Regions from separate parts of the Homo sapiens genome. Here all the other regions are linked to region 2. The links are chromatin contacts, found by Hi-C or POLR2A ChIA-PET in ENCODE. All regions are on one chromosome and are shown on one strand. The core of a region is the stretch at or near the end of the contact, and the rest is flanking DNA. Distances in the headings are between cores, read along the strand shown.

Region 1 (3,018 bases), core at 68-2,567, 5.4 Mb before region 2:
GAGACGGAGTCTCGCTCTGTCACCCAGGCTGGAGTGCAGTGGCCTGATCTGGGCTCACTGCAACATCCACCTCCCGGGTTCAAGTAATTCTCCTGCCTCAGCCTCCTGAGTAGCTGGGATTACAGGCGCACACCGCCACGTCCGGCTATTTTTTGTATTTTAGTAGACACGTGGTTTCACTGTGTTGCCCAGGCTGGTCTCAAACTCCTGAGCTCAGGCAATCCGCCCACCTCGGCCTCCCAAAGTGCTGGGATTATAGGCGTGGGGTCTTGAACTCCTGAGCTCAAGTACAGGCAGGCGTGAGCCACCACGCTGGGCCCTTTGTTTTTGAGACAGGTTCTCGCTCTGTCTCCTAGGATGGAGTGCAGTGGTGCAATCCGGCTCACTGCAGCCTCGGCTCAAGCGATTCTCCTGCCTTAGCCTCCCGAATAGCTGAGACCACAGGCGCGGGCCACCAGGCCCAACTAATTTTTTAAATTTTCTTTTGTAGAGACGGGGGTCTCCCTAGGTTGCCCAGGCTGGTCTCCAACTCCTGGTCTCATGCCATCCTCCGGCCTCGGGCCTCCTAAAGTGTTGTGATTACAAGCGTAAGCCACCGCGCCCGGCCAATTCGGAGTCTTAAAACAAAAACAAAAACAAAAAAGTTCCTCGCGCCCACACGATTTTTACAGTAGGCCTCTAACATGGGTAGAGAGGGGAGCTATTAAAGTTGGGGAAACCGAGGCTCAAAGCCAGAGGGACCTTCATCAATCTAGACACAAGGTCTAGGAGGTCTCTTTCAGTTGATGCTATTAGAAGCTGCTTTGGGCGGAACTGGCAACACCAGCGACCCGGCCGGGACTATCGCCAGCAGACGGAAACGACTGAGGGCCTCTGAGGCTCGGAGGCGGCTAAGCGCGAGAGCCGGACGGAACGAAGGCGCCTGGCTTTGGCTGGAGCGAAAACCAGGTCTGGATTTCGCAAGAGCCCGACCCTGGAGCCAAAGCTCCACTATGATTAGAGGAGACAGAACAGCGAACGGATTTCCAAACGGAGCGAGTGGGAAGGGAAATCCTGGAGCGGAATATTCACGGGGCCTTGGAACGGAGCCGGTGCGCAGCTGCGGCTCACTGAGCTGTCTGGGTTTATTCCGGGGCAGACCGTTGGCACCAACGGGCGCAAGCGCGTCTGCGGCGGCGGGGTTCAAGAGTGGGCGGTGTCGGGAGCGCCCGGGCGCACGCGCACTGCACCGCCCAGGCGTGCACCCCGCCCCCCGCACCTGCGCACCAACACAGCCGCGGGAGGGCGGGGCCTCCTGCGTCGTCCTGCGCTAGGGGGATTGTGGGATAGTGGCGGAGGGAGCCGGGCGTCGGAGGCCCTGAGGCCGGCCGCAGAGCCCGGAGATTGAGCGGCTTTGGGGAAGGGGTGGTTAAGGAAGTAGGCCTCGGCTTCCGTCGGTCGCTGCTCGGCTCTGCGGCCCGTTTGGACCGCGGAGGAGGTCGCCTTCCCCTCCCGTGGGGCGCTCGGTTGGACTGTGGAAACCGGGGCAACTTCCCCCGTCTTCCCGGCTGAGGCGCCTGCGTGGGCCTCGCGACCCGGCTCGCCAACCCGCCTCGGCCCGCACGCCCACCTCGCCTGCGGACCCCGGAGGTGCCTACGCGGACTAGTGACGCCCCCCGCCCGTCGGCAACTCCACCCGGCGCTGACCCCCTCAACTCTGCAGGACCCGGCGCGCGAGGACCCCACGACCCGCGGGCGCCTGCGCGGACCCCGCGAGCCCCGGCGCCTGCGCGAGTCCCCGACGCCGCCCCCGCCCCCACTCACCGGGCCCCGCAGCAGGGGCCGGAGCCGCCGGCGGCGGGGCGGGGGGGGGCGCCCCGATGAGCCCCGAGTGCGAGGAGCCGCCGCCCCCCCTCGCAGGTGAGCGGCCCGCGTCGCCCGACCCTCTCTCTCCAGGGCCAGGCGCCCACGTCTTCCCCTCTCCGCGTCCCCTCAGGCTTTTCCCTCTCGGGACCCCCGCGGGTCTTTTCTGCTTCGGATCCTTTCCCTCCTTCCTTCGGGTTTCCTCTCCACGGCACCCCGTTTCTTCCCCCTCGACCCTCCCCAGTCTCTTAATCTCTTCACCTCAGCTCCGCCGCCACCCTAGTCTCAGTCTCTTGCTCTCGGCCTTTTCCCACTCGCTCTCTGCAGCTGCGCTCCCCAGTCCCTGAGCCTCAGCTCCGCTCTCTTGCCTCTCTGGCCGGTTCCCCGGCCCCCCAGGAGTCTTTCTCCCTGGTTACCCTGGACTTTGCCTGCTTACACCCTTCCCTCTCGCCCCGATCTCTGCCCCGCCACCTCTTCCGTGGCGCAGCCTCCTTAGATCCCCGGAGCTCAGGACTGGAGGAGCGGGGCTTGTTTTCACCTTGACCGACCCTCTCCCGCCTCCGGCTTCTTGTGCGAGGGACCTGGGAGCGGGGCTTCTCTGGAGCAGCCACCACTCGGGCCTGCTTCAGTGAGATGAAGCCTGCTGAGGGCAGGCAGGGAGCCTGGCGCTGGGCACCGAGGAGGGGGCATCAGCCCTAGGCCCTGCCCTGGAGGTGGGGCCGGTCCCTGGAGGGGGTACAAAGGCAGAGCCGGACAGTCACAATTCCTGCGTGTCGTGATCGAGGTGACTTAGGGAGCTGCAGGGGGCCACAGAGCGGGAGGCACTGGTGAGACTGACTGGACGGACGGCTTTTTCTGTCTAGGAAGGATGAGTAGGAGGTGACAGATGGAGAGTGGGAAGAAGGGCCTTCCGGGGGGGGAAGGAGCAGCACGTGCAGATATGTCAAGGAAGGAAGGTCGGAGTCCTGAGTGCAGATGTATTGGGAGGGTGAGGGGCAGAGTAGTTCCGCCCGGCGTGCTTATCCAGGCCTCGAATGGGACCTCTGGTTGGGGTCTTTCTTGCTCGCTCGTAGTACACACAGACATGACCATAGACACCCGCCTGAAAGGCAAGATGTTTCAGGAAAGGAAGCTGCGTAGACTGTCAGGTGCGGTACTGGGTTCACAGTTGTAGAG
Region 2 (3,221 bases), core at 722-3,221:
TTTTTTTGATTGGCTCAAATCCTGTAAAGGGCTTGACCAGTCTCTACATAGTCACCGTCCGCTTTTCCTGAGTTCTCCCTCCCAATTGGCTCCAGCTTCCTGGGGGCGTGGCCAAGCCCTCCTCTTCCCAGAATTGGCCCGGGGCCTTCAATTTACGTTCTTTACACTACGGGGACTGGGGTCGTCTTTGCCCACGTCCCGACAACTTGTTCCCTGACCCCCTCAGGGATGGCCCCAAACTGTCCCTGCCTCTGGCACCCCCTTTCATTGGTTCCATCCATCCCCACAACAGCCTGCCAATCGAAGCCCGTCCCTGCATCCAGGATGGTACCAGCTCCCGCCCCTCGCCCCCCACCTCCACAGGTGCCTTAAAGGGCCCTCGTCCACCCAAGGTGGGGGGCAGGGGCCCTCACTCTCCGGCCCTGGTGTGGGGGAGAGAGTGAGGGGTTGGGGGATCGGCAGTTGGGAGGGGCGCTCTGAGATTAAAGAGTTTTACCTCTGAGATAAATGTGAAGTGTGTTGTGAGTGTTCATTCAACATTTTCTGAAACCGAATGGCAGCGTCTGATTATCAGTGAATAGCTGGGGGTTGGAATTACTGTGCCCATTTTATTTACTTTTTTGAGACAGGGTCCCACTCTCGCCCAGGTTCAAGCGATTCTCCTGCCTCAACCTCCCGAGTAGCTGGGATTACGCGCCACTGCCGCCCGGGTAATTTTTGTATTTTCAGTAGAAACAGGGTTTCATCATGTTGGTCAGGATGGTCTTGAACTCCTGACCTCAAATGATCCACCCGCCTTGGCCTCCCAAAGTGCTGGGATTACAGGCGTGAGCCACGGCGCCTGGCTTTGTGCCCATTTTATAGATATGAAGACACAGGTTCATGGGGTGGAGGAGAGCATCCCAGTCTTATGTGACCATGGAACCCAATCTTGAGGAGGTGAGTGTTGGAGACAGAGCCCACATATTCACCAGCAAAGCCAGGAACTCCAGCCGGGAGTCTTCTATTATAAAAGGACTGGAGCAACTGGGCTTGGTGCCTCACGCCTATAAGCCCAACACGCTGGGAGGCCAAGGCGGGAGGATCACATGACACCAGGAGGTCGAGATCAGCCTGGGCAGCACAGTGAGACCCCTTCTCCAAAGGGAAAAAAAAATGGCTGGAGGTTAGAAAGCAGGTGGAACCTCGTCCGAAATTAGGACTAGGTAAACGTAGTCCCACCAGACCACTACCGAAAGAATGCTAACACTAAATAAGACTTAAACGGATCTGAGCACTTTGGGAGGCCGAGGTGGGCGGATCACGAGATCAGGAGATCGAGACCGTCCTGGCTAACACGGTGAAACCCCGTCTCTACTCAAAATACAAAAAATTAGCTGGGCGTGGTGGCGGGCGCCTGTAGTCCCAGCTACTCGGGAGGCTGAGACAGGAGAATGGCGTCAACCCGGGAGGCGGAGCTTGCAGGTGAGCCGAGATCGCGCCACTGCACTCCAGCCTGGGCGACAGAGTGAGACTCCGTCTCAAAAAAAAAAAAAAAAAAAGACTTAAACAGGGCTCACTACCACCCATTTTTTAAAGCTTTTGTCACGTGTTAGCTCCTTTAATCGTCATGGTAACCCCACGAAGCGGAAACGATTATCCTTTTTATAGATGAGGAAACTAGAACATCGAGGGTGAAGCCAAAGAAGGACTTAGGGGCGCTGTCGGGGGCGGAGGTTTCCTCGACTGACAATGACCATCAGATGGGAAAAAAATCTTCCTCCCTGGGATGAAAATTAGAAGTCAAGGTGGAAAGAGGCAAATCTGCTAACGGAGGATCCAGTCCCCGCTACCGGCCTGAGCCTCGCGTTGCAGCAAGAGAGATGAAGGTCAGGGCTGCCGAGAGACCCTGGGGGCCGGGAGTCGGGGAAGGGGCGTGGCTGCTGTGGGAGGAGGCCAGGCCCCGCCCCCCACCCACGAGGGGACGAGTCATTTCCGTCCGCCGAGGAACCGACCGCCGCCGGCCGGGTTGCAGGCGGGGCACCTCGGGCAGGACCTCCCTGGTCGGAAGTGGCCGTGAGCCCAAGCCGCGGTCCCGGGTGAGTACGGGGCGGGGCGGAGGCATGTGCGAGGCTCTCTGCCTGTACGCTGGAAAGTGGGGATTGCAACTCGGGGAGGGATGGAGCACGCGTCGTCGCCTGGGAAACGGGTCGACCCGCGGAAGGCGAGCGGGTGGGACTTCCGGAGCAGTTAATGGTGGGGAAACTTTCTAGTGGATGTGGGAGGAGGCGGGACTTCCTGCAGCAAATTGGGGCTGTGCGCCGCTCAAGCCCGTTTACCTGCTCCCCAGGCCGGCACCCAGGATGGGCGAGGTGGAGGCCCCGGGCCGCTTGTGGCTCGAGAGCCCCCCTGGGGGAGCGCCCCCCATCTTCCTGCCCTCGGACGGGCAAGCCCTGGTCCTGGGCAGGGGACCCCTGACCCAGGTTACGGACCGGAAGTGCTCCAGAACTCAAGGTGAGCGGGGCCTGAGCTGGAGGGGGTGTGGCCTGCTGCAAAAGCGGGAACAATCCAGAGGGACGCTTGGCTGCTACGCGGGATTGCAGTGGTGCAGCCAGCCCCGAAGTCGGAAGGTGCTCTCTAGGGAGTACAGGAAGATAAAGTTTGTGCTTGATTTAGAATTAGCTAGATCCTTTGGGGGAGAGGGGATCGAGCCGATTTAGGGAGGATGTTCACTGCGCGGATGATGCTCAGGCCATCGGGAAATCCAGAAACAGGCGACGACCTTCGTCAAGAGAAAAATGATCCTGTGGAGAAAAGTAAATGTCGCTAGGTTGGGATGGATGGTAACAGGCCAAGCCCCGGACCTATATCTAGCCACATTTTTTGTCAAGGAGGAAACCAATTCTGTAGAGAAAAGTACCTCCCTGTCCCTTGCAAGGACCAGTGTCAGGCAATCCTAGTGCCACTATCTGGCTACTGCATGTCAAGGAGCCAATCCCATGTAGAAATAAACTGCCTCTTACTCCCTGGATGCTATAGCCTGAAGCAGGCCACACTCCCCAGAAATGAGGGACCCAATCACACAAGGATGCAAATCCTGACTCCACCCCTCCAATCCTCAGTGGAGCTGGTCGCAGATCCTGAGACCCGGACAGTGGCAGTGAAACAGGTATCAGTGCCTCTGCAAGGGCCAGCAAGGCCTGGGGATGGGATTTGGGGAGGAATTGCAAGCCGTCAGTGAA
Region 3 (3,057 bases), core at 113-2,612, 5.6 Mb before region 2:
ACCAGTGTGCTTTCTGTTTTATTCTGCCTCCCCATGCTAGAATGTCAACGCCGGGAAAATAGGGGCTTCTGTCTGGTTCACTGTTGTATGCCATCCCAGTGCCTACAATAATGTCTGGCAGAGTGTGTGCGCAGTAAACAAATTTTAAATGAATGAAGGCTAGGCATCCCCGTCGGACAAGCTACAAGAACTTGTGTGTTTTTTTTGTTTTTTTTTGGAGACAGGGTCTCACTCTGTCACCGAGGCTGGAGTGCAGTGGCGCGATCTCGGCTCACTGCAACCTTCGCCTCCCGGCTTCAAGCGATTCTCCTGCCTCAGCCTCCCGAGTAGCTGGGATTACAGGTGCACGCCACCGCGCCCGGCTAATTTTTGTATTTTTAGTAGAGACGGGGTTTCACCATATTGCCTGGGCTGGTCTTGAACTCCTGGCCTCAAGTGATCCGCCCGCCTCGGCCTCCCAAAGTGCTGGGATTACAGGCGTGAGCCACCGCGCCTAGCCAAGAACTTCCTTTTTAAAAGATAAGTGTACCCTTTAATATGTAAGCAGGTTAGATCGCGCCACTGCACTCCAGCCTGGGCAACGGAGCAAGACTCCGTCTCCAGAAAAAAAAAAAAAAAAAAAAAACAAACCTACTGATGCTAAGAAGCTGCACGTGCCTTTGAGAAGCCCCAGCATCTCCTTAAAAGAGATATCCGTGCCCTGAAAGAGCGGGGTCCCATTTAACAAGAAGACATCCCCTTTAAAAGGCCGCGCCACACCCGTTCAGCAGGCTGGACCTCCCCTTTAAGGGGATGCTGCCACTGGAGCCCCATCTCCACTTTTGTTGAGCTAAACCAGGGATCGCTTTGAAGCAACCAGGACTCAGGAGTTTTTGCTTCAATGTCTGGGAAACGGTCACTGGCCTTTAATGAGATAACCGCCTTTTAGGGGAAAAACATTGTTTTAAGTCAGAAAGCTTCTGTAAAAATGCAAAGCCTGACCCGCCCTCTCAATGTGGCCCCTTGCCCTTTAAGAGGGCGGACCCGGCCTAGCTGGCAAATGTCGGAGGTGAAATAGTGACTCCCCTTTAAGGTACCCCTTCCGGTTTCACGCCCCCCCCCCCGCCCCACCCCCTGCAACTTCTCCGCCCTCCGGTCCCTCCCCCCACCCCCACCCCCTCCGGTCTCTCACCTGCGGCCCCAATCGGGGGAACGAGGGTGGCAGCCCCAGGACCTTCCCGCGGGGGTCGACGGGAAGGTGGGGCCCCGGCAGCGGCGGTGCAGCTGTGGGGACCGGGGAGGGGGGGCAGGGGCGCACTCCCTCCCAACGGCCCCCGGCGCGAGGCACCCAACCTTTATCGGCGGCCTCTCGCGCACACAAACCCCGACGTCGCCGTCGGTGCGTCACAACGCACGTACTCCGAGTTCCCGCCCCCGGACCCTCCCATTGGCTGTGCGAGGCCTCGTCGAGCTCGGGCGCAGGCGGTGCGCGGCATCCTGGGAGTTGTAGTTCTCCCAGTTGTGGTCGCGGACTCCAGTTGTCAGGTCTTGGGGGCCGAGGCCCCGGTGAGCCCAAGGCCAGGGACGGCCAGCTCGAGACGCGGGGTCGCAAGTTCCCCTTATTAATCCCGATTCCCTCTCATCTGCAAAAAAATCCTTCCATGCACCACGGTTGTACAAAAATCCCTCCCGTGAAGCGGGCCCCGCCCCCAGGGTGTAATCGCTCCAGCGGGAAAACGAGGCCTGGAGCGCTTCCAGTCCCTCGGTAGAGCCACGTGCTCAGGATTTTCGGGCGTGTGCTTCGTGCACGCTCATCCAGACGCTGCAGAAACCTGGTTCCTGCTGGGCAAAGGTCTGTTCTGGGAGGCTGGAATCCACAGACTCCTTGTGGGGCCTAGGGTTTTAGTGGGAGACCGAGCTGCTCCAAAGCCCCTCTCCACGCTCAACCCCCGCCCAACCCAGCGTTCCAGCCACACTGGCTTTTCTGAGGGTCATTAAACGCAGTTTCTCAACCAGAGCACTAGTGCCATTTGGGATGGATTCATTGCAGCGGGGACTGTCCTACACACTCTAGGGCCCCCACTCACTAGATGCAGGTAGCATCCCCAGCCCCGCTCCACACACCCCGTAGGAGAGCTCAGAATATCTCCAGATAGAGATTTTCGCGGTGGCTCACACCTGTAATCCCAGCACTTTGGGAGGCTGAGGCAGGCAGATCACTTGAGGTCAAGAGTTCAAGACCAGCCTGGCCAACATGGTGAAACCCCGTCTCTACTAAAAATACAAAAATTAGCCGGGCATGGTGGCAGGCACCTGTAACCCCAGCTACTCAGGAGGCTGAGGCAAGAGGATCGCTTGAGCCCAGGAGTCGGAGGTTGCAGTGAGCCAAGATCGTGCCACTGCACTCCAGCCAGGGTGACAGAGTGAGACTCTGTGTTAAAAAAAAAAAACAACAACAACAAAAAGAATATCTCCAGACATTGCCACATGTTCACTAGTTGAGAGCCACTGCTCAAAGGCAGTACCCTCAGCTTGAAGACCATTCTGCATGCTGTTTCTCAGGCCAGAAGGCCCTTCTACCCTTAACCCATCCCTGCCCAGCAAGATCCCACTGGAAAGCCTCCTGTGCTAGGTGGTGTCCCTCTTACATGCTCAGCGACATTTATCTATGTCCCATGACAGCGAGGACCTTTCGTGTCTTTGCTGCCCAGGTATTCCAAACAACCAGCATGGGCCCTGATGGAGAAGCAGACGGTACTTGTTTGTTGAATGAGTGGATTTTTCCAGCCTCCCACACCGTTTCCCAAGTCCACAAGCAGGCTGGAACTCAGGGCTGATCTGCGGTGGTGTGGACCCACCCCTACCTTACAGGGTCTTGGTGCTGATGTCTCCGTGCATTCGTGCGTGTAAAAACCCTTGGCATCCAGCTCAGCCCAACATTCCTTTCACGTCAGCATTAACCACACAAAGCGGCTGCCATGCAGGGTGGAGACGTGGATGGGAATGCACTGCCCAGCTGGCTGCCAGGCTAGGAAAGCCCAGAGGTGCGGATCCCACTTCCGTCCCCCTTGCCTCGGG
Region 4 (3,226 bases), core at 8-2,507, 8.0 Mb after region 2:
TGCCTCCGTGTATATAGAAAGGATTAAACCACCTGTAAGCAAAATATGAACATTCATCTGTCTCTGGTTTCCCCTGAGGCTCAAAGCCACAGGTCCTCCTCTCACAAAGCTCTTAGAATGTCATAAAAACTTGGAGTACCAAGTTATCGAATGTCACATCACACAAAGCAAGTGGTGACACAACCAAGGGTTTCTCTCCCTCTTGGGGCGGGAAAGAGCTCAGAGGAGACAGGGAAGTATGGTTTGTGCCAGGGGTCACCCAGCTCCCCACTCTCCAGCCAAAGACCTAAGTTCCTCACCAGCTCGCGTGTAGAACCAGTTCTCATCGTAGGGAGCAAGCTCTTTGTGCTTGGCCAGCTTGACGGTATCCACCCATTCGGGGACTTTCAGCTTCCCGGACCTAAGACCAAAACAGTGGGAAAAGCACGATTCAGTCATCTCCACAAACTACCCCATATCCCAAATGCCCTCCCCTCAACACAACTATGCTGTGCCCAGAGTACAAAGAGAGGCTGGAACCGGAACACAAGCCAGGCCTCACGCTGAAAGGAGCCACGGAGGCCCCAAACAAGCCTCGCCTGCCAGGGACCGGCAAACACTGGGGCTCAGATGGGCAGGCCAAGGCGACAGCCTCCACCCGTTTTGAACCTCAGTCCCCAAACTCACTTTTTGAGGAAGGCTGCCAGAGCTCTGACGAACTCCTGCTGGTTCACGTCTTTTACAGTAACTCCAGGCATCTGAGGGAGAAAGTCAAGCATGTGAACACAGGCCTGGCAGAGACGACTGCCAAGAGCACGGACCCCACCCCAATCCTTTCGCTCCAGCGCATCCTAAACCGTGGTACCCCCCGTTACTTCCCACGGCCCCTTCAACGCCGGGCTCCGGCTCCTGCGGGTCTGAAGGAGCTCACCGACGCCCACGGCCTCTCTGGATCGCACTAACAGAGCCCGGCCCCTGCGTGTGAGGATCCTGCGCGACCCCACTCCCCAGCCCCGGGACTCCGGACGCCCCACGCACCCCGCCGCTGCCCCCCGGGGCCCACGCTCGGTTCCCGGACGGCGCTGACCGGGCATGTCCGGGCCTGCCGCTCGCACGTGGCCGCGGCTCTAGGGGGCGGGACGGGCCCGCGCCGGGCGCCTCGGGGCCCTCAGGCACGCGCTCTGAGGCTTCGGCGTCCGGCCCTGCCGCCTCGCGCCCGGTCCAGCTCGGAGCCCCCGCTTACCGTGCGGCCTCCGCGCTGCCAGCCAGGGGAAAGGGAACGACGGGGTTTCCCGGGCGCACAAGTCGGGCGTAGGGTCTCGCGAGAGTTCCGAAAGCTCGCGAGAGCGAGGGTAGACGCTGAGGCTCCGCCTCTCTCAGGGCGAAAGTTCGTCCCCGCCTAGAGGGGAGGGTGTCTAGTGAGGGGTGGAGAGGTAAAGGGGAGGGCCAAGGGGTCGCGCGTGGAGGCCTGGGTTTCCTCCCGCGTTTCCTTCTCCCGGAGTGTAATAGAGAGAGGATAGAGAGCTCCTGTTCGGAGCTGGGGGAACTTGGCTTCGTTTGCGTCGTTCGTGGCTGGAAGGAACAGTGGTGGAGAATACTATGATGGCGAAAGTACGGGGCAGGATGGGTGGGCCACAGCTGGCGCCCCACGGCGGAACAACCCCTTTTCCGGGTGGAAGTGGCTGTTCCCTGGCCGGAAGTGGGAGTAGTAAGGGCGGAACTGTGACAGGGAACCTAGGGGAAGGGCGAGGAAGAAATGTGGCTATCATCTTCCGTCCTTCACCGCCAGGAGTCGCGAGAGCGGGAGACGGAAGCCCCACCCTTCTCAGGGCGGAAGTTGCTTCAGCACGGCCGGGGCGAGCGAAAAGGGAATGAGGCGCTGGAGGAGGGGAGAAGATAAGGGCGGGACAAAGCGGCAGAGGCGGGACCTTAGCAGAAGTTAGTTCAGCTCTGCCTTCTAGTGTCGGAGTCTGTTCGCTCAGCCCTTACTTTGCCAATTTAGATTTACCTGCCCCGCTGACCTGTGTAGCTTTAGGCAGTCCATTTGCCTTCTCAGGGCTTGTCTCACCATTAAAAAAAAAAAAAAAAAATGAGATCCCCGTTTGTCCATTTAAAGTGGCTCCTCTGGTTCATGGCGCGTCACATGCTCTAAAAAATATTTTTTGAGTGCCTGCTCTGTGCCAGGCACAGGTAAATATTATTTGGACATTTATCATGTGGCTGTTACTGTAGTGTTACATGCATGATCTCATTTAATCCTTACAAGGCCCAACAACTAAATAACGTGGTCCAATAAAATTATGTTAACTTGTTGCAAAAAGGAAACACTGAAATGTGTGTAGCTATTTTCTTATGTTGGAAAGACTGAGAATTTAAAACATAAGAGCAAATATTAGAATTTTACCCCACACTGATACTGTGGCTGCAAAATGTGTTAATTATTAATAAGCCAAGACTCGTATCTGTTAGAAAAATTAAAACCAACCATGCTTCTAGCATAAGATCATATATTTAAATCAAGGTTTTACATTCATGTAGAATGTTGTTGAAACCTATCTCATACTGTTTCTAAAACTTGAGAAAATATTTTCATTATCTCAATTGTTTTTCCAGAACCAACACATACATATTTCCATATGTATTCAAAGTGGGTAATATATGCATGTCTAACTGGAAATCTCCAGGTACTTGGGTAATTTATATTCACTTTTTATAATTTAAGTAATTATTATTTAATTTTTTTTGAGTTGGAGTCTCGCTTTGTCGCCCAGGCGGGAGTGCAATGATGTGATCTTGGTTCACTGCAACCTCCACCTCCCGGGTTCAAGCGATTCTCCGGCCTCAGGCTCCCAGGTAGCTGGGATTACAGGTGCCTGCCACCACACCTGGCTAATTTTTGTATTTTTATAGAGACGGGTTTTCACCACGTTGGCCAGGCTGGTCTCGAACTCCTGACCTCAGGTGATCCACCTGCGTTGGCCTCCCAAAATGCTGGGATTACAGGTGTGAGCCACCGTGCCTGGCCCCCACTTTTAATAATTTCTAATACCAGTTCTGAATCATTTACACTTAATTCATTTAAGTCATTTCATTGAATTTAATTTTTTTTTTTAAAGCTCTCCAGAGGAACTCTGGAGTGCCTGACCAAAGGAAGAGACAGGGTGAATATAGGATTTTGGGAAGAGTGAAGCTTAGGTAAAATTTATATAAAGCAGAGTTTTGATGGACATAAGGCAAAGCAGGCATG

What was found. Hi-C counts contacts between places; a loop is a spot of excess contacts on that map. ChIA-PET counts read pairs that join two places held with the same protein, here RNA polymerase II (POLR2A). Pooled maps may share reads with other maps.
Region 1: a loop to region 2 is called in a pooled map, with 6 times the contacts of the local background. The contact joins the promoter of PPP6R1 here to the promoter of PNKP in region 2. A Hi-C loop is called at or near these places in 1 of 37 single-sample maps with no recorded cell type and 9 of 50 pooled maps. POLR2A ChIA-PET finds 5 or more read pairs at or near these places in 1 of 52 experiments (activated naive CD8-positive, alpha-beta T cell).
Region 3: a pooled map shows a loop between it and region 2 (7-fold over the local background). The contact joins the promoter of ZNF628 here to the promoter of PNKP in region 2. A Hi-C loop is called at or near these places in 8 of 50 pooled maps.
Region 4: a loop to region 2 is called in a pooled map, with 10 times the contacts of the local background. The contact joins the promoter of RPS19 here to the promoter of PNKP in region 2. A Hi-C loop is called at or near these places in 2 of 50 pooled maps.

Annotation. Positions count from the first base shown.
Region 1 is chr19:55,257,316-55,260,333 of GRCh38, reverse strand. It overlaps PPP6R1 (protein phosphatase 6 regulatory subunit 1), which reads left to right and starts at 1,317. Exons shown (of 24, transcript NM_014931.4): 1 at 1,317-1,899. RefSeq lists enhancers at 680-729, 810-859, 890-1,089, 1,095-2,069 and silencers at 919-1,213, 1,120-1,399, 1,530-1,629, 1,800-1,859.
Region 2 is chr19:49,866,326-49,869,546 of GRCh38, reverse strand. It overlaps PNKP (polynucleotide kinase 3'-phosphatase), which reads left to right and starts at 1,971. Exons shown (of 17, transcript NM_007254.4): 1 at 1,971-2,078; 2 at 2,330-2,493; 3 at 3,102-3,148. The coding sequence starts at 2,343. AKT1S1 (AKT1 substrate 1) reads left to right here. Exons shown (of 5, transcript NM_001098633.4): 5 at 1-508. RefSeq lists silencers at 1,835-2,134, 2,205-2,574 and enhancers at 1,734-2,515, 2,516-3,221.
Region 3 is chr19:55,474,922-55,477,978 of GRCh38, reverse strand. ZNF628 (zinc finger protein 628) reads right to left here and starts at 1,362. Exons shown (of 3, transcript NM_033113.3): 1 at 1,172-1,362. RefSeq lists silencers at 641-964, 1,097-1,296.
Region 4 is chr19:41,858,286-41,861,511 of GRCh38, reverse strand. RPS19 (ribosomal protein S19) reads right to left here and starts at 1,257. Exons shown (of 6, transcript NM_001022.4): 1 at 1,223-1,257; 2 at 667-737; 3 at 300-400. The coding sequence starts at 737. RefSeq lists silencers at 936-1,055, 1,116-1,245 and an enhancer at 799-1,554.